Linked DNA regions of Homo sapiens: region 1 is linked to region 2. Evidence: read pairs that join two places in POLR2A ChIA-PET (ENCODE). Cell type or tissue: MCF 10A. All regions are shown on one strand.

The links. Peaks named below come from ENCODE experiments on the same cell type or tissue, not always from the same donor. Only the 100,000 strongest peaks of a DNase experiment are listed, where the experiment ranks them.
Region 1: POLR2A ChIA-PET joins it to region 2 with 5 read pairs; 1 of 35 experiments calls an interaction of 5 or more read pairs at or near these places.

What each region holds. Positions count from the first base shown.
Region 1 is chr22:43,123,984-43,128,983 of GRCh38, forward strand. BIK (BCL2 interacting killer) reads left to right here. Exons shown (of 5, transcript NM_001197.5): 2 at 33-200; 3 at 3,714-3,812; 4 at 4,513-4,642. The coding sequence starts at 40. Among named protein-coding and RNA genes, the nearest start is that of BIK, 16 kb to the left of the region's middle. RefSeq lists an enhancer at 4,587-5,000. In MCF 10A, no CTCF peak of the experiment used is centred here; DNase peaks (open chromatin) are centred at 3,048 and 3,688.
Region 2 is chr22:44,503,229-44,508,228 of GRCh38, forward strand. No RefSeq gene overlaps it. Among named protein-coding and RNA genes, the nearest start is that of RTL6, 7.5 kb to the left of the region's middle. In MCF 10A, no CTCF peak of the experiment used is centred here; a DNase peak (open chromatin) is centred at 2,763.

The DNA of each region.
Region 1 (5,000 bases), 1.4 Mb before region 2:
GGGTCCAGTCATATGCTGTCTTTTTGCCCCAGAGGAGAAATGTCTGAAGTAAGACCCCTCTCCAGAGACATCTTGATGGAGACCCTCCTGTATGAGCAGCTCCTGGAACCCCCGACCATGGAGGTTCTTGGCATGACTGACTCTGAAGAGGACCTGGACCCTATGGAGGACTTCGATTCTTTGGAATGCATGGAGGGCAGGTAGGTCCCCATGGCCTGCCCTACCCCCTGCCTGATAGTGACTTCAGGGGTGGGCTGGATGAGCAGACATTCTATGAGCGGGGGAGCGCCTGCAGATGCCTCCCAGGCAGGGCCTCCGAGAGGAAGATTTCCCGGATGTGGGCATGGAGGCTTCTGCCCTGGGAGCGGCTTCACTTTGCTGCCCCACCCTCCCCTGATACCAGCTCACAGACCCCTGGACAGCCAGCATGTTCACAGTCTCAAGATGGACCTGGGGCCCCTGGCTGTCAAAATGGCACAGTGTTTGGGCCTCAGGGAGCTAGACAGGCCCTTAGCGACCTGCTGAGGACATCAGGGCCTCTTGAAGGAGGTGACTCTGTTGCCAGAAAGGGGACCCGATCCAGATCCCAAGAGAGGGTTCTTAGATCTCAAGCAAGAAAGAATTTGGGCCACACGCAGTGGCTCGCGCCTGTAATCCCAGCACTTAGGGAGGCTGAGGCAGGCGGATCACTTGAGGTCAGGAGCTCGAGACCAGCCTGGCCAACATGGCAAAACCCTGTCTCTACTAAAAATACAAAAAGTAGCTGGGCCTGGTGGCACATGTCTGTAGTCCCAGCTAGTCGGGAGGCTGAGGCAGGAGAATCTCTTGAACCCAGGAGGCAGAGGTTGCAGTGACCCAAGGTTGCAAAAATGCACTCCAGCCTGGGCAACAGAGCGAGACTCCATCTCAAAAAAAGAAAACCTACTCTATAGGCAGAGCAGCGGCATGGGCTGCTCAACTGAATATACTTATAGTTATTTCCTGATTACATGCTAAACAAGGGGTGGATTATTCATGAGTTTCCGGGTAAGGGGTGGGCAGTTCCCGGAACCGAGAATTCCTCCTCCTTTTAGACAATATAGGGCAACTTCCTGACGTTGCCGTGGCATTTGTAAACTGTCGTGGCACTGGTGAGTGACTCCAACATGCTAATATAGTTGGTGCACAATGAATAGTGAGGATGACTGGAGGTCACTTTTGTGCCCATCTTGGCTTTGGTGGGCTTTGGCTGGCGTCTTTGCCGAATCCTGTTTTATCAGCAGGGTCTTTGTAACCTGTATCTTATGCTGATGTCCTATCTCATCCTGTGACTTAGAATTCCTAGCCTCCTGGGAATGCAACCCAGTAGGTCTCAGCCTTTTGTTACCCAGCCCCTAATCAAGATGGAGTCGCTCTGGTTCAACTGCCTCTGACGGCTCTCATTTTAGAAAACCAGAACCGGGCCGGGCGCCGTGGCTCATGCCTGTAATCCCAGCACTTTGGGAGGCTGAGGTGGGCGGATCACCTGAGGTTGGGAGTTCGAGACTAGCCTGGCCAACATGGTGAAACCCAACCTCTACTAAAAATACAAATGTTACCCAGGTATGGGGCCGGGGGTGGGGGGATGGGCGCTGGTAGTCCCAGCTACTCAGGAGGCTGAGGCAGGAAAATCACTTGAACCCGGGACGTGGAGGTTGCAGTGAGCCCTGAGATTGCACCACTGCACTCCAGCCTGGGTAACAGAGTAAGACTCCGTTTCACAAAAAAAGAGAAAGAGAAAAGAAAGAAAGAAAAAAGAAAGAAAACCAGAACCTATGGAAGAGCCTGAGGAGGCCATGCAGTTCCTGGTCCCGGCTTCAAAGAATCACTGAGGCATGAAGAAGGGATCTTCCTTGGACTGACAAGGACCCTGGAGGCAGCAGGATTTGCCTGGGGTTTCAGGGGCCAAGGTCCAGTAGGACCTGACCCTTGCACTCTGCCAACTGCTCCCAGCTATGTCCAGCACACGGCAGCATACCCAGATGTCCAGGCACACCCGGCCATCCCAGCGGCAGGAAGGACCTGCACTTTTTTTTTTTTTTTTTGAGACAGAGTCTCTGTCACCCAGGCTGGAGTGCAGTGGCATGATCTTGGCTCACTGCAACCTCCACCTCCCGGGTTCAAGTGATTTTCCTGCCTCAGCCTCCTGAGTAGCTGGGAGTGCAGGCGTGCACCAGCATGCCCGGCTTTTTTTTTTTTTTTGAGACGGAGTCTCGCTGTGTCGCCCAGGCTGGAGTACAGTGGCATGATCTCTGCTCACCACAAGCTCCACCTCCCTGGTTTACGCCATTCTCCTGCCTCAGCCTCCTGAGTAGCTGGGACTACAGGCGCCTGCCACCACACCTGGCTAATTTTTTGTATTTTCAGTAGAGACAGGGTTTCATCATGTTAGCCAGGATGGTCTCGATCTCCTGACCTCGTGATCTGCCTGCCTCGGCCTCCCAAAAAGTGCTGGGATTACAGGCGTGAGCCACCACACCCGGCCAGGACTGGCACTTTCATTCTTCCCCTGGTACAGATGAGGAACGTGAAGGCCCAGGAGCAGCTGACCTCAGTAGTTTCTACCCTGAGCCTGGAAGAGAATGGTCAGGCCTGACCTGGGCTGTTGCTTTCTGCTGGGGAATCCTGTCTCTGATGTGGCACCTCCCACAGGCCAGGGACCAGCTCCATGTTCCACAGGATTCTTTTCTGCTCAGGATTTTTTTTTTCAGCCTCAGGATTTTTAGTCATTAAGGATTTTAGAACTGGAGGCACCTGTCCATTAATGGACAAGGTTGGAGGACATGAAGCCTGGGGCAGTATTTTCCTGAGGTTTCCCAGGGTAACAGAAGGTAGGACCACAGCCCCCAACCCTGATTGCCAGCCCACACCTGTACCCCTCCCACCCGCATCCCCTCCAAGTAGGGAGTGTAGGCCCAGGGCATTGGCAGGTCAGGTGGGTGGGGCCAGGGCCCAGGGCCGGCCTCAGCTCAGGGCCCCTAGGAGTCCCACTTCCCTGGGAGTTCCCCCGGTGTAGTCACTGGGATGGAATGCACACAGGTCCCTGGTAGAGGCCCAGACCAGCAAGCTGGGAGGGTGGGGAGTGTCTTAGTCTTTGTGTGGGAGTGAATGCGGGTGGGGTGTAGGATCAAGGATGTGGTTTAGTGGGGGGCCTACTAGGGGCTTCTTAGTCCCCCCATTTGGAGAGGGGTGGTGCCAGCAGGGCTGGTTTCAGGATTGGGACCAGGACACAGGTCTTAGAGCCCCCTCACCTCCCACAAAGGAAGGTAAGCTGCAACCCCTGTGGGAAGGGGGCTCAAGGGGGCTCAGCCATCCGGGGGACTCAGCACCACCAGACCTGTCCATTCCCCTTGGTCAGCCTCAGCCATCCGGGGGCTCAGCACCCCCAGACCTGCCTGTTCCCCTTGTCCACCATTTCCACCAAAGCCCACAGGTGGGCCTGCCCCAGGATTCTTTTTGAAATAGCTTGCACCTCTGGGGCCACCCACGGATGGGACCTCATGGGTATCTCTGAATCCAAGTGGGAGCCGGAGGAGGGATACAGGGAGGCCCACTCACTGCCTGCCCCAAATCTGACACCATCTCTTATCCTCTGGGCCACTCCCAGCTGCACACAATCCGTTGGCTGGGTGGGTCCAGGTGCATGTGGCCTCCACGGCACAGCCACACCCGACTCCTGTGTGTGCTCCCTGCAGTGACGCATTGGCCCTGCGGCTGGCCTGCATCGGGGACGAGATGGACGTGAGCCTCAGGGCCCCGCGCCTGGCCCAGCTCTCCGAGGTGGCCATGCACAGGTAGCCGGCCTATGCCCTATGCCTCTACACCTGGGGAGGGGCCCTGGGCGGTGGGTGGAGGCCCTGAACACAGCACAGGGCTGGGCCCTGAGGAAGCTCTGTGGGGGATGTGCCTTGACACTGGGGCTATACTGAAACCCTTGGCTGCTTCCCGCACCTCTCCTGGGAGCCCCCAGCTCCTGGCACTCGCCCCCTGCCACCTGTCCCTGGCATTCCTGGGCAACAAAGCAGAGCCCAGGGCCCTTTTCTCTCTCGCCGTCCTCATTGAGCCCAGATGGTACATTTCCACCGTGGTCTTAAGAGGGGGTGCTACGTGAGCTCGGATCCTAGATCCTGGGGGCTGGGCCTCTCAGCGAGTCTCCGGTGGGGGAATAGAGTGGGCAGTGGCTTGTGAGGGCCCTGTAGAATGGGGGTTTATTTTCCACGTGGCCAGCTCTGGAAGACAGGGCCAAACACCCGGTGGGCTGGCGGGCGGCTGGCTGGCGGAGGAAGCAGGAAGTTGGAATGAATTTGACCACAAACAGTCCATACCACGCGGCCCCTGCAGGTGGAGGCGCCCACGGAAAGGGCCCCGGGTGGCTGTGGGGTGGGAGGGCACAGGCCCCTGCTCCCCACAGCTGTGATGGTGTCATCTAAGTACAGGCTGCCCCTACCTGCTCCTGCAGTAATGGCTTTGTCCCCCCATCCTCTTTGTCTATAGCCTGGGTCTGGCTTTCATCTACGACCAGACTGAGGACATCAGGGATGTTCTTAGAAGTTTCATGGACGGTTTCACCACACTTAAGGAGAACATAATGAGGTTCTGGAGATCCCCGAACCCCGGGTCCTGGGTAAGAGCCTTGAGATCCCTGACCCTGACTTGCGCTGCGGCCAGTGGGGGCTGTCAGAGCCGCTCCTTGGGGCGCCACAGTCCCCACCACTCCGTATCATCATCTGTGTCACCTGTGTCCACATCTGCCTGATCCCATGGGCTTTTGGGTTTGAGATGCCTGGTTCTGAGTGCACAAACCAGTGCATGGTCCTGGGTCTCCCTCTGGTCCGAGAGCCTTCACCTGGCAGGCAGGACTCCCGTCTCCTGGCCAGGGCAGGGGCCTCCCTGAGCAGCCTTCCTGGTAGCCTGGTCCCATGGTGTCCACTCGGCACCGCCCACCACAAGGGCAGCTGACTGCCCTCACCTGTGCCCACCGG
Region 2 (5,000 bases):
TCTTTTGCATCATATAACCCAGACTTGGAGCTGAAGAAGCTGGCAACCCCGAAATGCCAATGGGTGCAGACAAAAAAAAAGCACCCCCTCCATAAAAGCCTGCTCTCTCTAGACAAAAACAAACAAACAAATAAACAAAGTGGGGGGCAGGGGCAGCCTAGCAAGAGAGGAAACTTAGACAGTGATCACTCTACTCTAGCCAAACACTGGCAACACTCCTCAAATTTATCTACAGACTCAATGTGATCCCTATCAAATTTCCAGCTGCCTTTCTGCAGCAACTAGTGTGCTGATTCAGAAGTTCATATGAGAATTCAATGGACTTACAATAGCCAAAACAATTTTAAAGAACTAAGAGGGTTCACGCTTCACAACTTCAAAACATATCTGTAAAGCTATAGTAATTAAGAATGTGTGGTACTGGCATACATCAATGGAATAGAATTGATAGTCTGGAAATAAACCTTAACATTTATGGTTAATTTATTTTCAAACAGGGTGCCAAGACAGTTCAATGGGCAATGAAGGGTCCTTCCTGAGATACCCAAAGGAAAAATATAAAATTAGACCCCTACCTCACACTATACACAAAATTGACTCAAAATGAATCAAAGACTTAAATGTAAGAACTAACACTATAAAACTCTTAGAAGAAAACCTAGGAGTAAATCTTCATGACCTTGGATTGAGCAGTGGTTTCCTAGAAATAACAACAAGTACAAGTGACAAAAGAAAACACAGATTAATTAAATTTTACCAAAGTTAAAAAACTTCTATGTTTCAAAGAACATATCAAGAAAGCCAAAAGACACCAACCCACAGAATGGAAGAAAATATTTGCAAGCTACATATCTGATGAGAGTCTAATATTCAGAGTGTATAAAGAACTCCTACAACTCAATAATAAAAAGATATCCTAATAAAAATGAGCAAAGGAGTTGAATAGACATTTCTCCAAAGAAGATATATGAATGACCAATAAGCACATGAAAAAATGCTCAATATCATAAGCCATCAAGGAAATATAAATCAAAACCACAATAAGATGTCACTTCACACCCCCACCCCCATATTGCCATACTCTGAAAGACAGTCAATAACAAATGTTGGTGAATATGTTGAAAAATTGGAAACCTCATGCACTGCTGGTGGGAATATATAATAGTGCAGCTACTATGGAAAATAATTTGGCAATTCCTCAAAAAGTTAAACCATTCCTAGATGTATGCTTAGGTGCATTGAAAACATATATCCACACAAAAATTTGTACAAAAATGTTCATACAACCATTATTCCTAATAGCTTCCCCCTCCCACGAAAAGGTACCAACCCACATGTCCATCAATTGATAGATGGACCAACAAAATGTGGTATCACCATACAATGGAATATTAGCAAGCTATAAAAGGAATGAAATACTGATACATACTAAAACATGAATGAACCTTGAAAGCACTGTGCTAAGTGAAAGAAGTCAAGAACAAAGGCACATATTGTATGATTTTTATTTATATAAAATGTCCAGAATAGGCAAATCCATAGAGACAGAAAGTTGAGCAGTGATTGCCAGGGTCTGAGGAGAAGGAAGGAAGGAGAATGACTGCTAATTGATATAGGGTTTCTTTTGAATGATGAATTGTTCTAGAATTAATATTAATGGCTGCACAACATTGTGGCTATACTAAAAACTACTAAGTTTATTTAAAATGTTATGGTATGTGAATTATGTTTTTGAAAAAAATCAATGGTATTTATGATCAAAACTCACATAAAAATGAGAATAAAGGGGAACTTCCTCAACTTGATAGGAAGTATCTATAAAAACCCTATAACTGACATTATACTTAATGGCCAAAGACAAAATGCTTTCCCCCTAAGATGGAGAACCAGGTAATGATGTCCACTCCCACTATTCTCATTCAACATAGTACTGGCAGTTCTAGTCAATGCAATAAGGCAAGAAAAGGAAATAAAATACATACAGATTGAAAATAAGAAATAAAACTGTCCCTATTTTCAGAGGCATAATTGTGTATGTAAAAAATCCCAAGGAATCTATACAACAAACAAACATAAAAACTTCCTACAACTAATAAGTTCAACAATGTTGCAGGATACAATACGAACATGCAAAAATCCATTGTATTTATATAGACTAGTAATGAACACTTGTACAGAAAAGTTAAAAATACAATATCATGGGCCGGGCATGGTGGCTCATGCCTGTAATCCCAGCACTTTGGGAGGCCGAGGCAGGTGGATCACCTGAAGTCAGGAGTTCAAGACCAGCCTGGCCAATATGGCAAAACCCCATCTCTACTAAAAATACAAAAATTAGCCAGGCATGGTGGCAGGTGTCTGTAGTCCCAGCTACTCAGGGAGGCTGAGGCAGGAGAATTGCTTGAACCAGGGAGGTGGAGGTTGCAGTGAGTCGAGATCACGCCACTGCACTCCAACCTGGGCAACAGTGAGACTATTTCTCAAAAAAAAAACAACACAAAAAAAAACCCCGTATCATTTACAGTAACTCAAAAAAACCTCTCAGATGTAAATCTAACAAACTAGGTACAGGATTTACATGCAGAAAACAACAAAAAAACTGATGAAAGAAATCAAAGAAGACCTAAATAGAGACACACTGTGACATGGATGGTGCTGTGGTTTGGATATGATTTATTTGGCCCTGCCAAGTCTCCTGTTGAAATTTGATCCCCGTTTTGGAGTTGGGGCCTGATGTGAGGTGTTTGGGTCCCCGGGGGTGGATCACTCATGAGTGGCTTGGTGCCATTCTCACAGTGGTGAGTTCTACTGTTGCTTCACACAAGGACTGGTTGTTATAAGAGCCTGGCATCTCTCTCCCACCTCTCTCTTACTTCCCTTCTCACCATGTGAGCTGCACATGCCAGCTGTTCTTTGCCTTCCACCACAAGTGGAAGCCGCCTTCTGCCCTCACCAGAAGCAGACGCTGGTGTCATGCTTCTTGTACAGGCTGCAGAACCATAAAAGCCAAACAAACCTTTTTACTTTATACACCACCCAGCCTCGGGTGTTCCTTTATAGCAACACAAACAGACTAAGACAGATAGGAAGAATCAACATAGTAAAGATGTCAGTGGGCCGAGCGAGGTGGCTGACACCTGTAATCCCAGCACTTTGGGAGGCCAAGGCGGGTGGATCACTTGAGATCAGGAGTTCTAGACCAGCCTGGCCAACATGGTGAAACTCTGCCTGTACTAAAAATACAAAAATTAGCTGGGCATGGTGGTGGGTGCCTGTAGTCCCAGTTACTCAGGAAGCTGACGCACAAGAATCGCTCGAACCCGGGAAGCAGAGGTTGCAGTGAGCTGAGATCATGCTGCTGCACTCCAGCCTGGGTGACAGAGTGAGACTCCATCTCAAAAAAAAAAAAAAGTCAGTTATCCTCCAATCCTCCAAGTTGATGTGAAGGTTTAAAGCAACATCTGCCAAAGTCCAAGGAAGACTTTGTGTAGCTATAGAGAAGATTATTCTAATATGTATATGCAAAGGCAAAGGAAGTGGAGTAGGTAAAATGATTTTAAAAAAGAAAAATAAAATGGGAGGTATTAGTCTATCCAATTTCAAGACTTACTACGTAGCTACAATAATCAAGACTATGTTATGTTGATGGAAGGACTGACACAAAGATCAATGAAACAGAAAACTCAGAAATAAACCCACACACATATGCCCAACTGATTTTTTACAAAGTTGCAAAAGCAATTCAATTAAAGGAAGATAGCCTTTTCAATACATGGTGTTGGAGCAATTAAATATCCATAGGTTTAACAAAGAAGAACTTCTGAGTCTCACATTTATAAAAATTATCTCAAAATGGATCATAGACTTAAATGTAAAACATAAAGTTATAAAACTATATATACAGGATAAATTATATATCTGGGATGAAATCTTTAGGATGTAGGGCTAGGCAAAGAATTTTTAGACTTAATATCAAAAGCAAGATCCATAAAAGGAAAAATTAATAAATTGGACTCTATCACAATTTAAAACTTCTGGTATGTGAAAGAGGATGAAAATACAAGCTAGAGACAAAGAGAAAAATCTTTGCAAATCAGATATCCTTTAAAGGACTAGTATCTAGAATATATAAAGAACTCTCAAACTCAACAGTAAAGTAACAAACATCCGATTATAAAATGAGCAAAAGACATTGAACTTGCATTTCACCAAAGAGGAGATACAAATGGCAAATGAGCCCATGGAAAGGTATTTAACGTCATAAGCCATTAGGGAAATGAAAATTAAAACCATAATGAAATGTCACCATGCACATCTAAGGATGGCTAAAATGAAAAATAGTGACAATCTCTAAAGCAGGTAAAGATGCAGAGAAAGTGGATACATTGCTAATGGGAATGTGAAGTGGTACAGCCACTCTGGAAAACAGTCTGGCAGTTTCTTAAAACGAAACAAAACAAAAGCAAACAAAAACTAAGCGGGCAACTACCATACGACCCAGCAATTGCACTCCTGGGTATTTATCCCAGAGAAATGAAAAATTATGTTCACACCAAAAACAGTACACAAATGTTTATAGCAACTACATGGCCCAAACCTGCAAGCAACCTAGACATTAATGATTAGAAAAACTATGATATATCCTTACCACGGAATACTCAACAAAAGAAGGAACAAACTTTTTATACATGCAACAAATGAGTTGAGTTTGTAGAGAATTATGCTGAGTGAAAAATGTCAATCCCAGCCGGGTGCAGTGGCTCACGCCTGTAATCCCAGCACTTTGGGAGGCTGAGGTGGGCGGATCACCTGAGGTCAGGAGTTCGAGACCAGCCAGGCCAACATGGCAAAACCCCATCTCTACTAAAAATACAAAAATTATCCAGATATAGTGGCACATGCCTGTAATCCCAGCTATTCGAAAGGGTGAGGCAGGAGAATCGCTTGAATCCAGGAGACAGAGGTTGCAGTGAGCTGAGATCGCACCACTGCACTCCAGC